Linked DNA regions of Mus musculus: region 2 is linked to region 1. The links are chromatin loops, found by intact Hi-C in ENCODE. Cell type or tissue: heart. All regions are shown on one strand. Links, peaks and the distances in the headings refer to the core of each region. The heading gives the core; the rest is flanking DNA.

Evidence for each region. Hi-C counts contacts between places; a loop is a spot of excess contacts. Peaks named below come from ENCODE experiments on the same cell type or tissue, not always from the same donor. Only the 100,000 strongest peaks of a DNase experiment are listed, where the experiment ranks them.
Region 2: it touches region 1 in a loop (2.3-fold over the local background); 1 of 42 quality-filtered maps calls a loop at or near these places.

Annotation. Positions count from the first base shown.
Region 1 is chr15:12,575,143-12,579,536 of GRCm38, forward strand. All of the region lies in intron 3 of Pdzd2 (PDZ domain containing 2), which reads right to left. It also overlaps the pseudogene Gm2606. Among named protein-coding and RNA genes, the nearest start is that of Gm41273, 74 kb to the right of the region's middle. In heart, for the core only: CTCF peaks have their summits at 2,076 (motif pointing left) and 3,288 (motif pointing right); a DNase peak (open chromatin) is centred at 2,349; H3K4me3 peaks cover 330 bases; H3K27ac peaks cover 579 bases.
Region 2 is chr15:12,502,154-12,506,547 of GRCm38, forward strand. All of the region lies in intron 3 of Pdzd2 (PDZ domain containing 2), which reads right to left. Among named protein-coding and RNA genes, the nearest start is that of Gm52211, 12 kb to the left of the region's middle. In heart, for the core only: no CTCF peak of the experiment used is centred there; a DNase peak (open chromatin) is centred at 1,838; H3K27ac peaks cover 333 bases.

The DNA of each region.
Region 1 (4,394 bases), core at 242-4,241:
GGGTGAGGCCGGTGCTGAGTATGTCGTGGAGTCTACTGGTGTCTTCACCACCATGGAGAAGGCCGGGGCCCACTTGAAGGGTGGAGCCAAAAGGGTCATCATCTCCGCCCCTTCTGCCGATGCCCCCATGTTTGTGATGGGTGTGAACCACGAGAAATATGACAACTCACTCAAGATTGTCAGCAATGCATCCTGCACCACCAACTGCTTAGCCCCCCTGGCCAAGGTCATCCATGACAACTTTGGCATTGTGGAAGGGCTCATGACCACAGTCCATGCCATCACTGCCACCCAGAAGACTGTGGATGGCCCCTCTGGAAAGCTGTGGTGTGATGGCCGTGGGGCTGCCCAGAACATCATCCCTGCATCCACTGGTGCTGCCAAGGCTGTGGGCAAGGTCATCCCAGAGCTGAACGGGAAGCTCACTGGCATGGCCTTCCGTGTTCCTACCCCCAATGTGTCCGTCGTGGATCTGACGTGCCGCCTGGAGAAACCTGCCAAGTATGATGACATCAAGAAGGTGGTGAAGCAGGCATCTGAGGGCCCACTGAAGGGCATCTTGGGCTACACTGAGGACCAGGTTGTCTCCTGCGACTTCAACAGCAACTCCCACTCTTCCACCTTCGATGCCGGGGCTGGCATTGCTCTCAATGACAACTTTGTCAAGCTCATTTCCTGGTATGACAATGAATACGGCTACAGCAACAGGGTGGTGGACCTCATGGCCTACATGGCCTCCAAGGAGTAAGAAACCCTGGACCACCCACCCCAGCAAGGACACTGAGCAAGAGAGAGGCCCTATCCCAACTCGGCCCCCAACACTGAGCATCTCCCTCACAATTTCCATCCCAGACCCCCATAATAACAGGAGGGGCCTAGGGAGCCCTCCCTACTCTCTTGAATACCATCAATAAAGTTCGCTGCACCCAAAAAAAAAAAAAAAAAAAAAAAGACCATAGAGAGTCAGAGACTGCCTAGGGGTGAGGGAGACAATGCAATCAGTGGATTGCTTACCACACAAGCATGGGGACCTGAGTTCGGTCCCCAGAATCTATGTAAAAAGCTGGATGTGGCAGCATGCGTCTCGAATCCTAGTAGTGATGGGCAGGCAGACACAGGAGGATCCAGAGGCTTGCTGGCCAGCAAACCTTGCATCAAACTGCAAGCAGGGTTTTTTACTCAAATATATTATGAAAGAAAGAAAGAAAGAGAGAGAGAGAGAGAGAGAGAGAGAGAGAGAGAGAGGAGAGAGAGTCTGAGAGGAAGAGGAATGGAGGGAGGGAAAGAGAGAGCTGGTTATTTCAGGCTTAGTGAAGAACTGTCACTTAAGACTGCCAGGGACCCTCACTCCTGCCTTCCCACCGTGGTGGCAGTGAACAGATAGAAAAAGCTCTTTCCCCCTTTGCTCTGGCCCAATTGGAAACCAACACAATAGCCTGAAGAACTGAATGTATGAGGCAGGAGTCACCTCACCTTCTAAGCTGTGGGGTGTGTGTGTGTGTGTGTGTGTGTGTGTGTGTATGTGTGTGTGTGTGTGTGTGTGTGTATGTGTGTGTTCAGGTAATTATCCCATATGAACCAGACACTTTTTCAACACCTCTCCTTTCTGTTTACACCCATGCTCCATTATTTTCTGTCTTTCTAATTAAAAAGGAATACATGTCCCCAAATCATAAGAATTATGTCTCCCTTCGCCGAGTAACTGAAGGCCAACTGAATTTGAACCGCTTCCTTTCACAAGCTGTAACCCCGGGTCTCTCCATTCATTGAAACTAAAAGAAAGAAAAAGCTTTCGTTTTGTTCAGCACCTGTTAAAACACACCAGAAGAAACAAGAACAACCTTTTCTAAAAAGCAATCTACACATGCCAGACAGCCAAGAGACGACTAAGACTGCCATTGTTTAATGTGTAACAGCCACAGAACCGCCTCTTCACCTGGCTAGCACTAGGTGCTATTGTAGGGTCTCACCAAATGGTAGGCAGCACCTTACAGCACATTTCTTACCACATTTCTTGCCCTGCGTGCCATCACAAAATAAACTTAATTAAACAGTGCCCTCCAGAGGCCACTGGGAATTTAACTGTCCTGACAGATTCTGGAAAAAGTCCAAAGAAAAGGCAATTTAATTTTCTTTTGTGTTTATGTGGAGTCAGTACTTGGGCATGGCGTCCCTCGGTGGATGAGAACCAGCTCTGTCTGTCTCCACAGTGGACCTCTGACCGGGGTTAATCTGTTGGCAAAACATCCTTTACGAGGACGAGGAAATATCAAGGAACACTGCAGCTGGGCATGGTGGGAACTGGTGGTGCCTCCCCTGTCCTCCTGGGAACCGTCCCAGGCTGCATGCCTAAGCTGTGTCCCTCTGAATGAGCTGGCTTTCTCTCTCCTGTGACAACTGTGTGCTTTGCTCCAGCGGCTTCTGGGACCTGATTCCATGAGACCTTTCAGTCTGTTTACACCGCTGAGCAGCCTGGCCTTATCCGCTCAACTTAAACTCCCAGGAGACCAATCCAGCTGTCAATCAAGCCTCCAGGCAGGATCAGGATTGAGGTTATCGATCACATGTGGAATGGCCGATAGGTAGAGGTTGGGATGGGGATTTGGAGGTGGAAGGAGAAAGGGCCAGAACCCCGAGGTACAAAACAAGTTAGAATACCCAGCACTTCACGCAAGAAGGGGACTAGTGCTTCAAAGAATGTTTTTCTACTATGCATGAGCCACTGTTTCTAGAGGGTACCATGCACCACTGTTCATGAACTCCTAAACATCACTTCATCTAATCCCCTCAGCCTCCCATAGGGTCCGTCCTGTATCGGCCTTATCTTCACAAGGACCTACTGGCAACAATGTCTACATGTTTAGCGGTTCCCCCCCACCCCAGGCTTATTTCCATTTGAAAGTGTGATCCAAAGCTTAGCAAGGTTGAGCCAAGGTCTAAACCAGAGCTTCATATGCTGATGCTGAGCTGTCAGCATTATCCACCTTCTCTACCCCCCCCCCGGGGGGGGGGCAGCCCTTACAGCAGCTACAGAAACCCCACCAGAACAGATCTCATTCTCAGGGAGATGCAATCACGAGGAAGGTGTGATTCCCGCATGGAGAACAGTGAGTAGAGACTAGGAGGGAATTATTACTGACCAGGTCACTCTTTTCTCTCACTGTGTAACAAATGCCGCGCATGCAGAGGCTTTGGGGAGACACCCATCATTCATGTGTTCAATATGGTTTTTATTCTGTACATGGATGCTTTGTTTGCACACATGCCTTGTAGCCTCAGAGGCCAGTAGAGGGCGCTGGATCCCTGGGACTGGAGTTATAGATGGTTGTGAGTCTCCCTGTAAGCGGTAGGGATTGAACTTGGATTCTCTGGGAGAGAACATCTGCGGAGCCATCTCTGCAGCCCTTGCTGTGGTTCTTAGGGGAGAAATCAAGTCACAGGGTAGACTGGCTCTGCTCAGCAGGGCATAAGGCTGGCAAGGGATGCTGGCTGGGGCTGCCAAACCATCTCATCTACAGCTCAGGCCCTCCAAGATCCCCCTGTGGCTGCCAGAATCCAGTCATTCACACTTGTAGGATTAAAGTCCCATCCCTGACTATTCGCTTGGGTATCTGAGTTCCTTCAGGCCAGATGGGAACACTATCCCGATGCTTTCTGCTTCTGGCTAAACTGCTTGGGGAGGGTTCATGCGATTCGGTGAGACCCCACCCTGACCATTTCACTTTCTTAAAGTCACCTATGCTATGAACTATGACCTAATCATGACATCAAGCTTAGATTCTGTTGCAGGGGCTATGAGGGCCCAGACATGGCACAAGGGTGAAATCTCAGGACATTTTAGAAACCCATCTATCTCCTACCTCCTGATTAAATACACAATGTTAAGCCAGGCGTGGTGGTGCACTCCTTTAATCTCAGCACTCGGGAGGCAGAGGCAGGCAGATTTCTGAGTTCGAGGCCAGCCTGGTCTACAAAGTGAGTTCCAGGACAGCCAGGGCTATAAAAAGAAACCCTGTCTCAAAAAAAAAAAACATAAACAAATAAATAAAATAAATAAATAAACACACAATGTTGTCTACAGGAGTGGGGAGAGGTAAGATCTCTGGGGGGGGGCACTCGAACTGGACTTAGAAGGATGGAATTCCGTGGAAAAGACAGCATCCCCTTGGTGGCCTTAGAAAATGCAACATCATCACTAAGGAGCTGGTGTGGAAAGTGTGACAGGTAAACATTTCAAAAGTATCACAAGAAGTTTCCACTATCAGGCGGTAGAGGGGACCAGTCAGGAAATGACACAGTGCTGCCGGACAGCAGGAGGCACGGAAAGGAAATGTGGGCAGACATGTACAGCCACAGTAAACTGGCTCAGGTAAAAAGATTACTGGTAGGTGGGG
Region 2 (4,394 bases), core at 259-4,258, 73 kb before region 1:
TCTGCCATTCCAGAGTGTGGACATCACTAGCCAGACTACACATGGCTCTCCTGGCTCCAGAAGTTCCCGGCTTAATTGAAAGCGACAACAGGGAAAGAAACGGAACTTTGAGTGCGTAGCAGTGTTAAAGGACTCAGAAGTCAGTGTTGAGCAGTTCCCAGAGGGGCTGCCAGCTCTAATCAGGCCACTGGGTACTTGACGAGGGCGGAACAGAATCACACATCACCCGGGATTTCCCCGGAAGAGAGACATGAAACACTCGCCCAGAGTTGCACAGAGAGGCATCTAATCACCTCCTGGGTCAGTCCATCATCAATAGCTGGGCTGGAAGAGAGCTGCGTCTTCCTTCTCAGGAGAAAAATGAACCAGGTCCTGTTTCCTCTTTTACTGATGAAGGCAAAGAGGAAAAAAAGGTGTAAAGAATAAAGTGGCTGTAAAATTAAGAACAGAAGCCCCAGCTGGCAGAGTTTGCTTCTACTTAACAAGCTGGGGGTGAAACGGTACCTCAGTGGCTAGGAGCACCTGTCGCTCTCGTAGAGGACCTGGGTTTGATTCCCAATACTGGACAGTTCACAATTACTTTTAAGGCCAGTTCCGGGGCCTCTGAGGGCGCCGGCACACACACGTGGTGAGCATGCATACATACATGTAGGCATTTACGCATCCACCACCTCTAAGTACCAGAGAAGCATGGGTGTCATTGTACACGCCAGCTGTAATATAGGAGGAAGAATTCTAAAGCATCCAGAATGCCGCCCATGACATCAGACGCTTCTCTCTGTGTCTCGACTTCCTTTGCTTCTCACCCAGATAACCACGGGAGGCTGGCATTTCCACCTGAGTGTATTAGTGACACATTCTGCTCAAGGCTGCCTTTCCTTTCCTTCCTTTCCTCTAAGGACCTCCCGCCCCTCCCTCCTGGGCACCTCTACTCTAAGCTCTTAAGAAAACTTTCTGCCATTTCTCTTGTCTTTCTGTATGTTCTCCAGTGTGAGCGATGTTATTTCCTGTCTTCCCTAACTCCTAGCAGCCATGGGTTTATAATATGCTCTACCTGGCTGGCGCCAGGCACAATCACACACACACACACACCTACTCCAGTCCTGCGGCCCTGAGGGTTTCCCTGGATCCTAAGAGATCCTGACTATGGCTACCTAGTGTTTGGACCCCAGTTTCCCTTGCCACCTCCACCTGGTAGCCTCTACTTTCCACAGAGGCTGCGGTGCCCCCCTCCCCATCCGAGTGTTGGCACCAGGCTTCACCAGTGCCTTCGAACCCTTGCTAGCGCGTGGCACCCATATCTGCCACAATTCCATGGAGTTTACAAACACACAAATGAGACCACATCTGCTACGGGTGCCAATTCACACAGAGCCGTCTGCGAATTCTGATAGACACTCTGATAAGAGGCTCAAATCTATTTCCCACTCCCATAAGCTGACCACAACAAGCCTGCAGCCCCTCTGTTCCTCAAACCCCTGGACACAAACTTTTAACTTTTTTTTTCCCCTATAAGGAGATCTCCTTATAACCCTGGACTACCCTGGTACTCGATCGGTAGACTACTCCAGCCTTGAACTCACAGAGATCCACCTGCCTCCATTTCCAGAGCACTGTCATTAAAGGCACGCACTGCCGCCACCACCCAGCTGAATGAAATATTTAGTCCACCAATACCCAAGGGAGCCCTCAGGAAAACAACTGAGCGCGTTCAGGTCACAGTCTTGCAAAAGTGACCCTCTTCTCATCACAACAAGCCCAGTCTAAAAATAGACGTAGCTGGCTTAAGACATCCCAAGGTCTCAGAAGGCAAACACCACCACACCTAGCTCACATGGCCATGATTGCTGAGCTGGGACAGCCTGCGCCCCCAGGGTATGAGGCAACACAAGGAAAAACAGGTGTGCACACTCAGCTCAGGCTCTAAGGCAATTGAGGACCCAGTGGGAGGAGAAGTTGGGCCTCTTCATCTGACTGAGGACTCGCAAAGGCGTTCTCCCAGGACTGATAAGACAGTGTTATTATACCATGGTAGGCGACACAGAGAAGCAAGTCGCTGCACATGGCCGCCTATCTCTGAGTAACACCTAAAGTCACGGTACTGCTCCACAGCCCCCATATAGACCGATACAGCATCCTGCTGCTCTAGGACAAACGATTCAGGCCTTCTAGTGTACAAACCAGGATTCTACACCTGAAAACCTCCCAAGGCAAAAGCAATGATAGGCAGGCAAGACAGACAAACAGATACACATGGACACACAGATGCGTAAACTCCCACAGGAGAAGCTCCAGTTACTGGGATCCAGTCTGTGGAGTTCCGGAACCATCAAAGGGAATGCATGAGGCCCCAGACCCCACATTTGTTTTTCCATAGCTCCCCGACATATGTTCTGATCATCACAGCCCCTGTAAACCAACCTCCAACAAACATTCCTTGAAGAAAAGAGGGCTGGCTGGGCTAGGGGCATAGCTTAGTTGGTGGAGCGTTCACTCAGCGAGAGTTCAACCCCTCAGCACTGAATACACTGGGTGTGGCGGTGCACACCTGAAAACCCAGCACTTCAGGATGATTGAAGTTCAAAACCATCCTCAGCTACGTAGTAAATCAGAGGCCAGCCTGGAAGCCCGGTAGACATAATAAGGCCTATCCTACAAACCAAAACCCAACAGCTGTGTTTAGGAGTATACGAACAAAGCTACGGTCTACAGGGGCACTGTGAAAAGTTGCTTTCCCTCAAGACAAAATAGACGGGGCCAGCTCTGAGAAGGCCCAAGTCCCCACTAACTCGTCTGTACACTGGCAGGCTCCTATCTAGCAGTCAGAACCTATCTGTGGGGCTAGGAAGAAGGCTCAGAGGGTGGAGGGCTTACTGTACACGCGTGAAGACCAGAGATCGGAGCCCCAGAACCCATATGAAGAACCAGGTGGGTATGGTGGCCTGCTTATATCCCGAGCATGCAGACAGTGGAGAAAGGAAATCCCCAGAACAAGCAGGTTAGGTTTAGCGAGAGGCTGTGCCTCAAGATAGAAGGTGTTGAGCAATCAGGGCTAACCTCTGATACCTGCACTTATCTGCACACTTATATAAGTAACTTGGCAGTGACGCCAATTAAAAATCGGTAAATTTAAACAAGACATGTTTTCCCAGAACGCAGGTATCACCGCAGAGTTCTACAAACACCCAACACCAATTCAGTCTTTTATTTATTGATTTGTAAAGAAAAGGGTCTTGATAATGCTCCCCCAATCAAGTGTGTCTAACCTTTTAACACCACAACAAAGTCTTGTCATCTGCAAAGTTCCAACTGAGACCCACAAAGAAGAATCACCAAAAGAGAAGCGGAACTGTGCCCATGTTTACCATTTTGTATTGGGCCACATTCATATCCTATCCTGGGTACATGTGTCCCGGGGATGTGTGGTCGTGGGCTGCAGAGTGGACATCCCTACCAGAGCTTCTAAAAGAAAACAGCAATTCTCCATGAAATGCAGACTCTTAGGGACAACGAGGTAAGTATTTGCCACTCCAGGCCATCTGCATGCCCTATATTCTACGGCTCTCAACCTCCAGGTCCGCCAATTCCCACCAGGCCCATCATAAATATTTCATGCTGCCCTAACTTCCTACAAGCACCGTAATGTCAGAATCACTGAGGCCGCTAGCCTGAATTCTGGCTTGCCTCACCAGCTTTCTGTGTCAACTCTGTGAATAGGAAGTCGTCAAGTCATGGTGCAGCCTTGATTTCAACGGGACCGCGGCTAAATCACTGTCTGGGAAAATGGCATCTACCCCCCCCCCCCCCATCTGCCTCTCTCACGATTCAGTCGGTCCTTCCAAAGTCTTATAGCTGTCCCCTGAGACATGAGCCCCCTTTTTGTGAATTTTCCTTTTCAAAGCAAGAACCTTGTGTAAAGAGGAAGGGGTGAGGGAAGGACCACACAATAAAGTCTTACTGTTATAAATTTTAATTAAAAACAAAACAAAACAAAACAGTTTCTACTGTGGTGGGGCTGTTTGGACATATGACACTTGAACTGGGAATTCCCTCAGCTTTTTAATTCAGGGGTCACGTGGTTTGGTAGGTAGCCACTGAATGGACATTGACATTCCAGTCACCCAGATGCAGCGACAACATCTGTCTCCAGTTCTCAGCAGCACAGAGAAGCTCCAAGGTGGGGGGAGGAGGGATGGAGAATGACCCAATTAAAATGCAAATGAGCCTGCAGACTGTTGCTGCTAAATGGACCCTGAAGGAAAATTAATACACATATTGCAAGCCCTTGGGGCGGGGGGGGGGGGTAAATCGAGATTTGAAGGCACCCAGAAAATGCAAATTGAAATCCTGATGATGGCTTTATTTCTAATACTACATAAGCTCTAAACTCCAGT